Regions from separate parts of the Mus musculus genome. Here region 2 is linked to region 1. The links are chromatin contacts, found by Hi-C or POLR2A ChIA-PET in ENCODE. All regions are on one chromosome and are shown on one strand. Each heading gives the region's core, a stretch centred on a gene start or an enhancer-like site at or near the end of the contact. The rest is flanking DNA. Distances are from core to core; before and after follow the strand shown. Region 1 holds the start of Ifit2 (interferon-induced protein with tetratricopeptide repeats 2). Region 2 holds the start of Ifit3 (interferon-induced protein with tetratricopeptide repeats 3).

Region 1 (7,494 bases), core at 1,768-4,267:
ACAGTATCTCTGGAGTGGTGGTGTGTGTGGGGGGGGTGAAGACAGATTAAATGGTGTGTTTGGGTGGGGGAGGGGGAAAGAAGGCTTTCCTATTGATAAACCTGGTAACTAAACATTTTTGAGTTTCTCCTGGTTATGGCTTGAATCTCCTACTTTGATATATTTTAGAAGTTTGGGGGGTCACTCATTATCTAATCTCACCTGATTTCGCCTTTTATTTGTTTGTTTGTTTGTTTATTTGTTTATTTATTTATTTGGTTTTTTGAGACAGGGTTTCTCTGTATAGCCCTGGCTGTCCTGGAACTCACTCTGTAGGCCAGGCTGGCCTCAAACTCAGAAATCCGCCTGCCTCTGCCTCCCAAGTGCTGGTATTAAAGGTGGGCGCCACCACACCCGGCCTTAAATTATTATTCTGTGTATGCGTTTTGCCAATATGTTATGTCTGTGATTCATATGAGCGCTTTGTACCCACAGAGGCCAGAAGAGGGCGCCAGAGTCCCTGGAAGTGAAGCCACCTTGTGGGAACTGAGAATTGAAAGCAGCTCCTCAGGAAGAGCCACCCTAGCTCCTAACCACTGAGCTACATACCCTGGCCTCATCTTTTACTTCTTGGCCTCTAGTTATGCATCTGATTGACCTTGTTCCAAGGCTGGTCATTCTCACTCTCGTGTGCTTTTATTTTTGTCTTGACTTTGGATTTTTTTTCTTCTTGCTTTATATATTGCTATATATTCTCTACTGAGTAAATTTATTTTAATTAAAAAGGATTATACAGGGCGACATAAGGCGATTTTCATGAACGAATCACTGTACTTTGAACATATTCTCCCCATATTTCACTGCCCTCAGTTTCATTTAGACTTTCCTCTGACCTATCTTCTTATGTTATTACTTCTGCTCTCATTAGCCTTATATCCCTACTAGTTCCCGCCCCTCTTGACTCAGTGAGAGTCTTCTTAGATCACTCACGTTAAACTATCTCCCTATGAGTCACACAGTCTAGCAAGGAAAAAGCTTTTTTGCTTTTTTTGTTTTGTTTTGTTTTTGTTTTTGTTTGTTTGTTTGCTTTTGTTTTTCGAGACAGGGTTTCTCTGTGTAGCCCTGGCTGTCCTGGCACTCACTTTGTAGACCAGGCTGGCCTCGAACTCAGAAATCTGCCTTCCTCTGCCTCCCGAGTGCTGGGATTAAAGGCGTGTGCCACCAAGCCCGGCTGGGAAAAGCTTTTTAAGAACCCTTGACAAGAAGCTGAATCTCTCCCCACAGTACGGTGATTACATTCCTCTCTTAAAACCATAAAGAATGGCTTGGGGGTCAGAGTGGGACAATAAATACAATTGTACTTATAAGACGAGCAGCATTGTGTTTGCCTGCCAGGAAAGGGGTCCTGTAGAAATATCCTACAAAGAAATGACGGTCCTGGTCCTTCGAGTCAACGCTGCGCTCTTTGAGAAGGTTCTCCAAAGCCCGCACAAATTTCATACCAACAGGAGGAATCCCTTCTGTTCAAATTGATTGATGATCTCTCCCACAAGCTCCCGCTGGAGCCCACCAGGCCTGATGGTAATGAAGGTACACTCACCGTTGGTCATGTGTGCTGTGGTCTGGGAGGGACTGAATGTTGTGAAGACAGTCTCGGTGATGCTAACAGAGACCAACCCCACTCACTCTAAGCCTGTGACCATCCGAGGAGACTTTTGCATCCAAGTTGGTAAGAATGGTTCTGTAGAGAGCCCAGCTTGTGGTTTCAGCCCAAGGAGCTGGTGGACTTCAAGAGTTGTGCACAGGACTGGATCTATGAGTGACAGGAAGGCCCCTGCTTTGCCACCTTCTGACCCCTGTTCCCACAGGCAGGGGACCAGCAACTCTAGATATTTCTGGATCTTCCTTTGGCCTTTAGGGATCCTCTGGGAGCTGTGACTCCCTGTGTAGTGTTAAGTACCACTATTAGATTAAAATGTCTCATCGCCTGTGAAGAGAAGGAGGAGGAGAGGGAGGGGGAGGGGGAGGGGGAGGGGGGGGGACTCAATTTAGAAGAGAAACTAAATTGACAAGACCGAAGTGTTTAACCACCAGGCAACAGGGAGGGGTATGATGGATCCTTAGAATGACAGTTCACTGCTAAAACTCTTCCTTTCCCCATCCCCTATCTCCTTTCAGTCCTAGGGACAGAAGCCAGTGTCATGGGCAAGAGCTCTGTCACTGAGCTACATCCTAGCCTTGGAACCTCACTTTCTTTTAAAGGACTTTGAATGTCATTATCTTTCATTCTATCCATCTATCTGGATCTATATCTATCTATCTATCTATCTATCTATCATCCATCCATCCATTTATCAAGGGTGCCACACGGAGGTCAGAGGACCACTTGCAGGAGTCGATTTTTACTTTCCCTGGGATTAAAATCCCATCCCAGCTCAGATCCTAGGGCTTAAAGTCAAGTGATATAAGCCCCTGAAGTCATCTCCCCTAAGCCAGTTGAGTCTCAATTTCAATTTAAATCCAGGAATTCAATTCAGGATCATGTCCCTCACTAAGATGGACTATTAGGAAACTGGAAATGAGTGAACCATCCTCTAAGAATCAACTAGGTATTATCTCTGCTGTCCAGAATATTACAGTCTGCGAATTAATCCGCTTCAGTTAGCAACATCAGTAAACATTAAAAATAGGAAAGGACAGAAAAGGATCCTGTCTGGTCTTGCATTGTGCAAGGAGAATTCTATGCTAGAGCTGGGCTGGAGCACCAAGACCCAGAGGCTGGAAAATTCATGGGAGCTTCCTGGAAGAATGGATAAAACCGTCTCTCTCCCAATTCCGGAAGTATTTCTGCTGCAAACTCTCAAATTTAGCATCTAGGGATAATAAAGCTAAAAGCGGCGGAGAAGGGCACCCTCTGGCGACAATAGCAGGACACAGTGGGAGGAAGCAGCGCTAAGATGGAGTACCACCCCAAAACAAAGCTCCCTGGGAGCTGTAGTCGAGCCAGGTTGCCTGGGTGAGTGCAGTTTCCCGCCCTTAGTGATGTGGGGACCCAGCGAGATGGAGCTCACTTTAGGAAACAGCGGGGAGTCCCCCAAAGGACTAAGGTATTCCAGCCACACCCGACTAACGCTGCAAATATGTAGGAAAGAGAGTGAAGCAAGATATTTTTAATGAGTAGCCCTGTCTAGTAGTAGATCCCTCAAAGCACCAAGTGTGGGTAGGGGTTACATCCGGCACCCGGCAGTCAGGAGTCATTGGCCACGCACCCTTCGCCAGCGTCCATTCTGCCGAAAAGCAAGTTCTGGCCTTCTGCAGTTAATGCTTTTTTACCCATCAGCAAGATGCACCAAGATGAGACTTAGAGGTAGGTGGTCGTCGCTCTTAAATGTGGGTGGACGCAACTTTTGTTTTCCTGGGCTGTCCACTAGGGGCGCGTGGTGGACTCTGGGTCCTAAGCTATATATCTAGTCACTCTTTTATCCAGAACCCACCCTCAGCTCACTCAAAGGCTTTCAAAAACAGCTTTTTTTTTTTTTTACTTCCGGTTGTTTATTTGAGAAGGAATGCACCAGAAATTACAGAAACCTTTTTAATGTCCCACAACCTCTCAACTCTGTAAGTCTATTAACATGTTATTGTGTAATGGTCTCTCCCCCTCCCCAACCTCCCTGTGTTCCTCAGGTTTGGTGTTTTAAAATGACAGCTGATGTAGGAATTCCTCTCTGTGGAGATAGAGTGGACACAATGAATTTCTTTCTTCCCCCCCCTCCCCCTCCCTCGCCCTCTCCCTGCCCCCCTTCTCTCTCTCTCTCTCTCTCTCTCTCTCTCTCTCTCTCTCTCTTCTTTCTTTCTTTCTTTCTTTCTTTCTTTCTTTCTTTCTTCCTTCCTTCCTTCCTTCCTTCCTTCCTTCCTTCCTTCTTTCTTTCTTTCTTTCTTTCTTTCTTTCTTTCTTTCTTTCTTTCTTCTTTCTAAAATATTTTCTGGATTTAAATGTTGGTAAAGGAAGAAGAGAGGTAAACGTTAGAAGTAGGGACTGGGAATCTCAAATTAGGGTGCAGTTCAGAGATGAAGAAGGCACAATGAGGTATTTGTGTCCTCATGAGGAAAGTATTTGGGAGTGCTGAAAGCAAGCAGTGTAAATAGCATCAGGACAGCAACTGCTCAGGAGGCCATGCGCCTGAATCACACTTATACTTCAGTAAAATGTTAACAAAGACTCCGAGACAACAGAAGGAAAAATTAGAACACGTTGGCACCCTGAGAAGTGTGCTATTCAAAAGAGTAAGGCAGTGGCTGAAAAGACCATGCAGGAGGAGATAGGACCATCAAGATACTCTGAGCATGAAAAATACACAGGGTCATAGAACAAGGGTTAACAAACTGCCACCCGGAGGCCAGCTTGCTATTTGCTTCTATAAATGAAGTTTTATTGGATCAGGTGCTCTCTTACGCTGCAACAGCAGACTGGACTAGTTGCTCACAAAGCCAGAGAAAATATTTATTATTTGGCCCTTAACAGGGTCCAGAACATCATGATGGCCATGGTTCAAATTCCTGGGATGCTTGAAACATGAGGGCTAGTAACTACTCGTGACTGCTAAAGCAGGGACACACATGGTTGTTTGCTTTGCCGCTGTTTAAAAGAGTTCAGTAGTTTTCCTTTGAGATGTACTTTAATTTAACAATGAAAACGGTTCTAAAGTAAAGGGCTGTCTCTGGTCTTGCATTCTTCTAGAAGAATATCTGTATACTTGCTGCTGTCAGTTGCTTGTGCTAGAGAACATGGTAAACTCAGTTTTTAATGCTCAGAAGAAAATGATAAATATATGAGGATATCACCATTGTCAATCATCTGGGGATAGCTAGAGGAGACAAATGACCTTGATGGAGAGGTGCAATGACAGACTTTGTCTATGGCACTCGAGGGAACTTTGTGTGCTTCTACAAAGGGAGATGTTTACATCTCTACCCTGCTCAATTCTGAAAAAGGAACACACCAATCAAAGACAGCCTTCTGTACCTGATGTCTGAAAAGCGCAAGATGCATTTTTATAGTATCATGATTCTGATATGAAGGGTATTTATTTACTTGTTTTGAAAAATGCTTTTGACTGATGTCTGTCCCTTAAGATTTTCAATCTTGTTCCATGGGTTTAACAAGTAATCCTGCTTACTGATAACTGAAATCGGGTAAAGAGATTTTTGAGTCTTGACAAGGAACAAAAAGATGGGCAGCAGGCTCAGATGAGAGAGAGAGAGAGAGAGAGAGAGAGAGAGAGAGAGAGAGAGAGAGAGAGATGGGCACTGCTAAGATGCAGTTTCATGGCGTTTTCTCTCTGAGATCACTCATAGATGCAGAAGGATTTGATTTGTTGACAGCTGCTGCTATTATTAGAGGACAATGTTGGCGTTATTTCTTTGGCCATCCTTCCAGAAATAAAGTATGTATTGTATTACTCAACATCCGTTTCACATTCGAAAGGCATTCTGTGTTGGAAGGCACTTGCAAGGCTCACAGGGCAGTGCCTGGGTTAGAACAGAAGCACAGCTGGGGCACATGTGTCAATCTGGCTAATCTCAGTGCTTCCCCGGAATGCCCTTCGATTTGCAGTGTGAAAAAGAAGTAGCCATTTTTACCTTTACGCTAGGAAGCAGGGAGCAAGCATTTCTGTAGTTTCTAGCACATTGTGTTCCTCTCCCTGCTCCCCTCCCTGATGCAGCAGACCTGTAACTGCCTCTCATTCCTCTGGGTCCTTTAACATCTCCACACTCTGGTCCAGGTATGTGCTTAGCTCCATGATGAAGGTTCAGCTTTGCAGGAGATGTTGGGGGCCGTAGGAGCTGCCCTGGGTTCTAGTCTAGAGACATACCAGGCTGTCCTTACTCTCCCCATTTTGTCAGCCTTACTGCCTACCCTGTGGACTTAAAACGTCTGATAATCTAAGCAATGAAACAAGAGCCTTGCAGAAACTGCCTAGGCAGCTCCTACAAGCACATGAGACAAAATTCCTTTAAGTTTCTGTTTCTCTTTCCACACTATCACATAGCAGTAATAAAGAAGTCTGGGAATTAGAAAGCTAACAATCCACTTTCATTTCTGCTGATCTGGCTGTCACATTGTGGGAGTTATTCCTGTAACGCTAGACTCCTTTAAAGTATAGATGTTTTCCCAAATGTTCATCTTACTTGCTCTCTCAGCTCCAGGGCTACCGGTTGACTTGATTTTATGCCTAGGTATGTCAGATGCTTCAAATAAAGGCTGTCTGCAGTGTGCAGAGATTTCATTGTGACTACAGGAAACAGTGATGGCACTACAGGTCAGAGCATGAGCTCTTGACTCCACCCTGTTCATTTGTACAGTATGTTGAGCTGAAGTGGCTTTGGCTATAAAGAATTTTATAAACATGTTGGTTCTGGGCAGATTGAAATTACCCCATACTTGTAAGGTAGAAAAGGTACTTCTGGTACATCTTTTTAAAATTATTATTTTCTGTGTACAAGTTTTTTATCTTAATGTATGTCTATGCATTGTGTGCACACCTAATGCCCTCAGGGGCCAGAGAAGGGTGCCAGATCCCCTGGGACTGGAGCTATAGACAATTGTGAGCTGCCATGAGGGCAGTAGGAATTGAACCTAGATCCTCTGGAAGAGCAGCCAGTGGTTTTCATTGTGAAGCCATTGCTCCAGGCCCTTTAGGTACATTAAGAGGGTAGTTATTGTTGGAATTGTGTAAGTTTGGTCAGCATTTGTACCACTCTGGAACAGTGCATTGTTAAATGGTGGGGCTTTTTTTTTTTTTTTTTTTTTTGGCTTCTCTGGTTGTAAGTTGACAGTGTAGTTCTGAACCAAGAGCTTTACAGACGACAATGTCAGGTCAAAGGTTGGACACACCTGTAGACACTTGCTCAGCTCACTTAGTGCTAATTCTAGAGCCATGGGTGAAGCAAATGACACCGTCTTATGCAAGCAAGCCCTCTATCCTGTTGGAGTCTCTTGGCGGACATCTAAAGAAAAGATAACAACCACATACATCAGAGATTAAATACAGTAGATGTAAGACACGAGATAGTTCTTGGCTCAGAGTTAGGGAGTAGCTTTTAAAAGGTTGCAAATAGTTCAAAAGAGGTAAAGGAGCTGCAACTCAGGGACGCTGAGTCAGACAGCCCTAGGTAATATCGCTCACAGCAAATACACGGAAGGCTTTGGGTTTTTCTGTTTATGGGGGATTTGTTTTGAGGATAATCTATTGCCTGGAATTCCCCCAACTTATTCTCACTGGTTAGTATTCTCTCCCCCCACCCCCCAAAAAAGGTGGTGCGGAGTGAATGGTGAGAGGATTTATTTTGGCTTATGGTTGTACAGACTCCAGTCCACTGTTGCCTGGTACCACTGCATTTAAACTTGTGGCAAGGCAGGAATATCCCAATGGAAGGATGTGACAGGGGGAAACTGCTCACCTGTGGCTACCAGGAAGTAAGGAAAAGGAAGAGAAGGGTCTGAGAAGAACATCC
Region 2 (7,784 bases), core at 4,898-7,397, 33 kb after region 1:
AGTACCAGTCCCAGCCAGTTATTCTCAGGAGTGTTTGTGTGAGTAAAGAAGAGAGGAGAATTTCTCTCATCTCCAGCTTGCTTTCAAATAGGAACTTTTCTCAGTAAAAAGTCCTCCAGTGTCTGCCATCTTTCTCCATCAAGCTCAGAGCTAGTCCCTGAACAGCAGGCTGAGTCATGATTGCTGTCATATCCCTCCTGCACCCCACCCATCCCCCTGTCAGGTTTTCCCTTACTGTAACAAATACCTGAGAGAAATTGTGAGAAGAGGGAGGGTTTATTTGGCTGATGGTCTCAGAAGTTAGAACCATGATTTGCTGGTGCTGTATTCTCTGGGATTGTGGCAGCATTGCAGCACACTGAGGGCAGTAGTCAGGTCATGGAAGCCAGGAAGACAAGAATGAGGTAACAAATGGCTTGAGACAAACATTATCTCCAAGTGGAATTCAGTGACCTACTTCATTCCCAGTTACCATCATTTTCCAGTGAAGCCATTAAATTAAGAACTTATCAGCAGACTGAACTCTCAGAACCTCCCCCCCATACCTAATTACCTCTGATGATTAAATTCACCAGCTTTGGTTCCAGCCTTCCATGTAGGAGCCTTTGGGGAACATACCATATAAAAAACAGACCACTCCATGCCTGTAGACTCATACTATATTCACCCAGTGAGAGAAGAGGCCTTGGAAGTGTTATAGTCCTAACAAGACTTTTTTCAGCATCCCTCTAATATGCACCATTCGCCCCAGCCACCTACCTGGGAATGATGGTTCCAACTAAAGACTACATTGTCTTGGCTCTCCTTTCCAAAACACTGCCCCCTTTTCCTATTTCAAGGAAGGGCCATGGACTTAACAAATAAGCAAATTTCCTTATGATCTAGAGTGTGGCTGCCTAGTTGAAGGGAATTGCACATTTGCAGGGGAGACTACAGAGGAAATCTGACTGAGATCCTTAGATAAACCTAAGTAAAACAGGTAGCAGGCTCTCTCAGCTGTCCACAGCATCTCCCTTAAGCTACCTAGTGCAAGGACTTAAAATTGGAGATTAGAATAGGATTTATGAAAGGTTTGTGAAAACAGATGCCAAATAGTTCTCTCCCTTTCTTCTTCAGGAAGCTGTGGGCCAATTTAGCAAAGGACAATATGGAACAAGTGAATGAATCATGGCCAACCCAAAGCCTCTATGATGCCCTCCTCTATAATTTAATAATAATAAAAAAGAGCATACCTGAGCTTGCATCATTTCTGAATTGGATTAATCTTTTTTTTTTTAGAATTTTTTTATTAGGTATTTTCCTCATTTACATTTCCAATGATATCCCAAAAGTCTCCCATAACCTCCCCCCAACTCCCCTACCCACCCACTCCCACTTCTTGGCACTGGCATTTGGGGCATATAAACTTTGCACTACCAATGGGCCTCTCATTCCACTGATGGCCGACTAGGCCATCTTCTGCTCCATATGAAGCTAGAGACACGAGCTCCGGGGGGTACTGGTTAGTTCATATTGTTGTTCCACCTATAGGGTTGCAGATCCCTTTAGCTCCTTGGGTACTTTCTCTAGCTCCTCCATTGGGGGCCCTGTGATCCATCCAATAGCTGACTGTGAGCATCCACTTATGTGTTTGCTAGGCCCCGGCATGGTATCACAAGAGACAGCTATATCAGGGTCCTTTCAGCAAAATCTTGCTAGTGTGTGCAATGGTGTCAGCATTTGGAGACTGATTATGGGATAGATCTCCAGATATGGCAGTCTCTAGATGGTCCATCCTTTTGTCTCAGCTCCAAAATTTGTCTCTCTAACTCCTTCCATAGGTATTTTGTTCCCAATTCTAAGAAGGTGCAAAGTGTCCACACTTCGGTCTTTGTTCTTCTTGAGTTTCATGCGTTTAGCAAATTGTATCTTGTATCTTGGGTATTCTAAGTTTCTGGGCTAATATCCACTTATCAGTGAGTACATGTCATGTGAGTTCTTTTGTGATTGGGTTACCTCACTCAGGATGATGCCCTCCAGGTCCATCCATTTGCCTAGAAATTTCATAAATTTATTCTTTTTAATAGCTGAGTAATACTCCATTGAGTAAATGTACCACATTTTCTGTTGGATGAATCTTTTTTTTTTAACAGAAATTATGTTCCACCCTGAGGCTGGAAATTTCTGAGATCCTTGCAGTGCAGGACTGGCTGCATAATGCTCTCAACTATTTGCACTGATGATAATCTAATCAACAGCCCTTAGAAAGCCTCTCTGCTTCCCTTTCCAGTAGTCTCTGTCTTTAAGTTTAGTAGGCTGAAGGGATGATTCCAAAGTTAGGAGAGTTTCCCGTTCTTCTAGTTCAGTTCCTAGCACACATAGCAGGTGGCTCACAACTATTGCTAGTCCAGTTCCAGGGACTTCAATGGCCTTCCTGGTCTCTGGAAATATCCGTACACTTGTGGACAGATAGACAGACAGACAGACACACACACACACACAGAGACACTATAAAAAGACATATTAAAATAAATCTTTTATAGAAATAGTAATTTGTACTCAGTTATAAAGATGTGGTAGTATTCCAGTTTGTGTGTGTGTGTGTATGTTTGTGTGTGTGCCGTGTTTTCCATCATGCATGTGCTTGTCTTTTCCATTGTGTGTGTGTGTGTACTTCTGTCTGTCTGCTTGAGTATCCATTTGTGTATGAGCACATGTCTATGTGCTTGTACATATGTATTACATTCACACAGTATTTTCTTTATACATTCATACATTGATGGACATTTAATTTGGTGCTGTAATCTGACTATTTTGAATAATGTTACAGTGAACATGAGAGCACAGATAGCTAACTCTTCATCATGGCTCTTTAAATTCCTTTGGCTAAGATGACGTCCCACATGCTATAGCTTTGGGTCTGTTATCGTAAAGAGTATCTAGAGGAAATTTGGTTCCTGACTTCATGCTGTTACCTTGTGCCAATGGGGCAGCCAGCAAAGAAACTCTTTTCCTTCGTTAATACTTAGCTCAGAAAACAGTACCAAGGGGTGGAGGATACATGACATGACCTTCAGATGCTTGATTTTGAGCAAGATAAATCTTTGCTAAACCTTGCTACTGCATGTATCTAAATAAGACAGGCAATTTGCTGCCTTCTTCAACTGAGCACAACTATTTCTGAAGCAAGGCCGGGTGTTTGTAGTGGTGTTTATAGCTTCATGTTCAAGACATGCACCTGAGGACTGGAGAGATGGCTCAGTGGTTAGGAGCACTGGCTGCTCTTCCAGAGGTCCGGAGTTCAATTCCCAGCAACCACATAGTAGCTCACAACCATCTATAATGCGAACTGATGCCCTTTTCTGGTGTGTCTGAAGATAGCTACAGTGTACTCATATACATAAAAGTATTAAATAATTATTTTAAAAAGAGAGATGCACTTCTTTATCAAAATTGAAAACATTGTGGAAGTGCCAAACTATGACTATGTATCCTGTGACTCATCTTCTCTTAAACATATGGAAGTGTATAATGGGAAATTACAAACATGTCCAGCTAAAAGAAGATAGAGAAGATCCCAACCTGAGATAATATTCTCAAAAGAGTAGAGTTCTCACATATACCTTTGCTTTTAAATGTTTCTATTCTTTTGAAGTGAACGATTCACTTTTACATATTTTTTAAAAGGAGAGATTTTAACATTACTACAATAAGTTTAATTTATTCCAATAATGGGGGAATTATTAATGATGACTAATAATAATAATTGCTACTAATACAGGACAGAATAAAATGTGATCTTGAGGCAAGAACTAGAATAAAACAAGAACCAAGAATATGCAGAGCTCATCTTACTATGGTAGAAAATATCTGTTATGTTAGATTCTAGGTAGGGCTAGAGAGATGTCTAATTAGTCAAGACGACCTGGGTCTAGATTCCACCACCCAAGCTGAGCAGCTCGATCACCTGTAATTCCAGCTTAAGGGTTGAGAGATTATGCCCTCTTTTGTCCTCTCTGCAGAAGTACACACACACACACCCATGGGCAAGCATGCATGCACACACACACACACAAACATGGAGGGGAAAGCATGCATGCACACACACATATGTGTACACACACAAAGCAGAGAGTGAAAGAAACAGAAAAAGGAAAAGAGAGAGAAAATCAATTGATCTGTCAGTCAATCAATCAACTAACCACCAAGTCAAACACAATCTCCTATATTCTTCAAAAGGAAACAATTGGGTCAGTGTGCCCTTTTTCTGGCTTAACCACTTCTGATGATCAGATCTTTTCTGAACTACTAAAGCAACATCTCTAATATCAAGACACACGGCACAGAGGTCCAGCACACAGTTTTCTATTTATTATTATTATTATTATTATTATTATTTAATACATATTTTCCTCAATTACATTTTCAATGCTATCCCAAAAGTCCCCCATACCCTCTCCCCCCACTCCCCTGCCCACCCATTCCCATTTTTTTGGCCCTGGCATTCCCCTGTACTGGGGCATATAAAGTTTGCCTGTCCAGTGGGCCTCTCTTTCCAGTGATGGCCGACTAGGCCATCTTTTGATACATATGCAGCTAGAGTCAAGAGCTCCAGAGTACTGGTTAGTTCATAATGTTGCACCTACAGAGTTGCAGATCTCTTTAGCTCCTTGGATACTTTCTCTAGCTCCTCCTTTCGGGGCCCTGTGATCCATCCAATAGTTGACTGTGAGCATCCACTTCTGTGTTTGCTAGGCCCTGGCCTAGTCTCACAAGAGACAGCTATATCACGGTCCTTGCAACAAACGCTTGCTAGTGTATGCAATGGTGTCATCGTTTGGAGGCTGATTATGGGATGGATCCCTGGATATGGCAGTCTCTAGATGGTCCATCCTTTTGTCTCAGCTCCAAACGTTGTCTCTCTAACTCCTTCCATGGGTGTTTTATTTCCAATTCTAAGAAGGGGCAAAGTGTCCACACTTTGGTCTTCGTTCTTCTTCAGTTTCATGTGTGTTGCAAATTGTATCTTATATCTCAGGTATACTAAGTTTCTGGGCTAATATCCACTTATCAGTGAGTACATATTTCTATCCATTAGAGCAAAGAAGCAGAAGGATGCAGGCCCATCCTCCTTGGGCTTGTACATTAGCATTCCAAGTCCCACTAGACCAAAATCAGGCATTGTGCTCTGAACCACTGAAGGAAATGAGACCAATGAAAATTGTATCCTTTCTGTGGCTTTGCTACCTGAGGCTTCCAAAGTTTAGGCTTAAGGCAAACACAGTGGGTCTAGCAGGTATGTGCTTACCTCTTATGCCATTAACAATCTCAAGTTGCTAAGTGAAAGAAGGACCCAGAATTCCACAGCTGACTAGGTTCATGCCATGCTTAGCAAATGAGCAGTGAAAGCCACGCTTTAAGGAAATCATGAAGCTAAGCACCCAATCCATACCTAAGGATTGGTCCTCCATACCTCCTTCTACTCATGCATGACTTCATAACTCAAAGCAGAAGTCTTTCACTTAGTCACATATTTGTTCTCCCACCCAGGAAGCAGTGATGCACATGTTACCAATTCTATTCAGGGACTGGGTGTAAAGTAAATGATCACCACAGACCTCTAGGTGTGAAACAGCACAGCGAATCCCCCTGGTGTTTTGCTACTTGAATTCAATGTAGAATAAAATGAAAACATTGGTTTGATTAGACTCTGGCAAAACTCCAGAGCTAGTCACATGGACGTAGTCATTAAAAGCTGGATTGAAACCTGTGTACCACAAGGGAACTCAGAGAGGGAACTCACTATCACTTCTTTCAAAATATTTTAGAATAGTTTCTTTCGTGTGGCCCCAGAAACCTCTGCAGAGTGCACTAGAGACTGTGGAAAACACTCTTTTCCTCCCAGAGGGACTGTCAGGCTGGAGGAAATGCCTCGCCACCCTCTGACACCAGAGGCAGAGTCCAGAGCTTATCCAATGCTGTGGCCAGGACATAGAAGGTCTCAGTGGTAAGTTTCACTTTCCTCTTCTGGTTGATTTTAAGTCTGTTTCAGTTTCTACTTTCCTCTTCCCTTTCACAAACACTGAGTCCTTAGAAGCAGCAGAGCACCAGCTGATTCACCCCCCCCCCCACTGCCCCCTTATATAATCCTCTGAGTCTCCACTTAGAGTGGACTGAGATTTCTGAACTGCTCAGCCCACACCCAGCTTTTCCCAGCAGCACAGAAACAGATCACCATCATGAGGTCAGTGCAATCTCTGCTTCTCCAATTAAATGATAAACTGAGCTGATCACTGCACAGCAGAGTCTTAAGTTGTCTGCTTGCTTGTAGATTGAAATCACTTGCATGAGCATGGCTTTTTTTTATTGGACCTTTTTCATTATTTCTCTGTGTAAATGTGCAAGACACTGCAGTTTCTAAAACTGCTCACTGGATGCCCCTGGAGAATATTGATAGACACGGGTAGGTCCACTGAAGCACAAAGTTTGACTCAAAGCTAGCACTAGAGGAGTCACTCTTTCTGGGATTTTTTGGTGTTTTATTAAAAGTGATCAAGACAATAGAAAGTTGTGTGTGTGTGTGTGTGTGTGTGTGTGTGTGTGTGTGTGTGTGTGTGTCTATCTGTCTGTCTGTCTGTCTGTCTGTGTTTCCATGTGTGTGAGTTTGTTGTGTTTTTCTGTATGTGTGTCTGTATGTGTGTCTGTATGTGTGTGTCTCATTGTTTATGTGTATCTGTGTGTGTGTTTGCATGTGTGTTGCTATGTGTTTGTATGCGATGTATGTATGTGTCTCTATGTTTGTGTGTCTGTGTGTGTGCTTTTTCAAAGGAACCAATCCTTCGCCAGCAGCTAGTGTAAGAGTTGGAAACAGTACTGCAAGCTCAGTTCATGTTTGTGAAAACTATGACCACTTCATGATTGAGGTTTTAAGAAATAGTTCTCACAGATGAGCAGGGGTTTTATTTAAATTGGGTTTTTTTTTTTAATTTCTCATATGCCACAAAATCTCAAAGGTTAAAGTTTTTTTTCTAGTATCTAAGGCTGCAGGACAAGCAAAAACACATTTCCCCTTAAATTCAAACTCTGTTTAATTTGTAGCTATGAAAGCAGAACAATGGTTACCTAGAGATGGTAAGGGTAGAATATGAAGATACACACAGGAATCTCAGGGATGTCATACATAACCTATAAGGAGTGTGGGTGGGCACATGGGCATAAACAATTGCTGAGACCCAGTGTACACAAATCATTAAAATAAGTGCATTGTATTGTAAGTAAAGAGTAATCATAGTATTTCTGATGTTTTTAAAGAGATTTATTTATTTTGTATATATGCATACACTTTGGGTGTCTGCAGACAAACCAGAAGAGAGCATCAGATCCCATTACAGATGGTTGTGAGCCACCATGTGGTTGCTGGGAATTGAACTCAGGACCTCTGGAAGAGCAACAAGTGCTCTTAACTGTTGAGCCATATCTCCAGACAGTGAATTTTTTGTTAACTGAAACAATACCTGCCATTAGAGGAGACTCAGAGAGAACTAAGAGGAAGGGCTAATGTTTCTGACAAATATTTATCATGGAAGGATACAAGCCTTGTTGGCTGAGGGAAGGCTGATGTTATTAGCTACTGTGGAAGCTAAGAAAAAAGACAGTCTTCCCTACCCTCAACTCCACGGGTAACAAGGGTTAGCAAGGTTCAGGTTGGAATCACAGGGGATGACAATCATGCACCTCCAACTACATCAGCTTGCTCCTTCCCATAGAATGGGCCTCTGAGAAGATCAGTATTAGTTCTGAGTGTG

What was found. A loop is a pair of places that touch in the nucleus more often than their neighbours do. ChIA-PET counts read pairs that join two places held with the same protein, here RNA polymerase II (POLR2A).
Region 2: a loop to region 1 is called in a map of heart, with 4 times the contacts of the local background. The contact joins the promoter of Ifit3 here to the promoter of Ifit2 in region 1. A Hi-C loop is called at or near these places in 5 of 37 maps with a recorded cell type or tissue (gastrocnemius, heart and v-Abl transformed pro-B cells). POLR2A ChIA-PET finds 5 or more read pairs at or near these places in 1 of 5 experiments (Patski).

The regions. Positions count from the first base shown.
Region 1 is chr19:34,547,677-34,555,170 of GRCm38, forward strand. It overlaps Ifit2 (interferon-induced protein with tetratricopeptide repeats 2), which reads left to right and starts at 3,018. Exons shown (of 3, transcript NM_008332.3): 1 at 3,018-3,346.
Region 2 is chr19:34,577,382-34,585,165 of GRCm38, forward strand. It overlaps Ifit3 (interferon-induced protein with tetratricopeptide repeats 3), which reads left to right and starts at 6,148. Exons shown (of 2, transcript NM_010501.2): 1 at 6,148-6,223. The coding sequence starts at 6,219.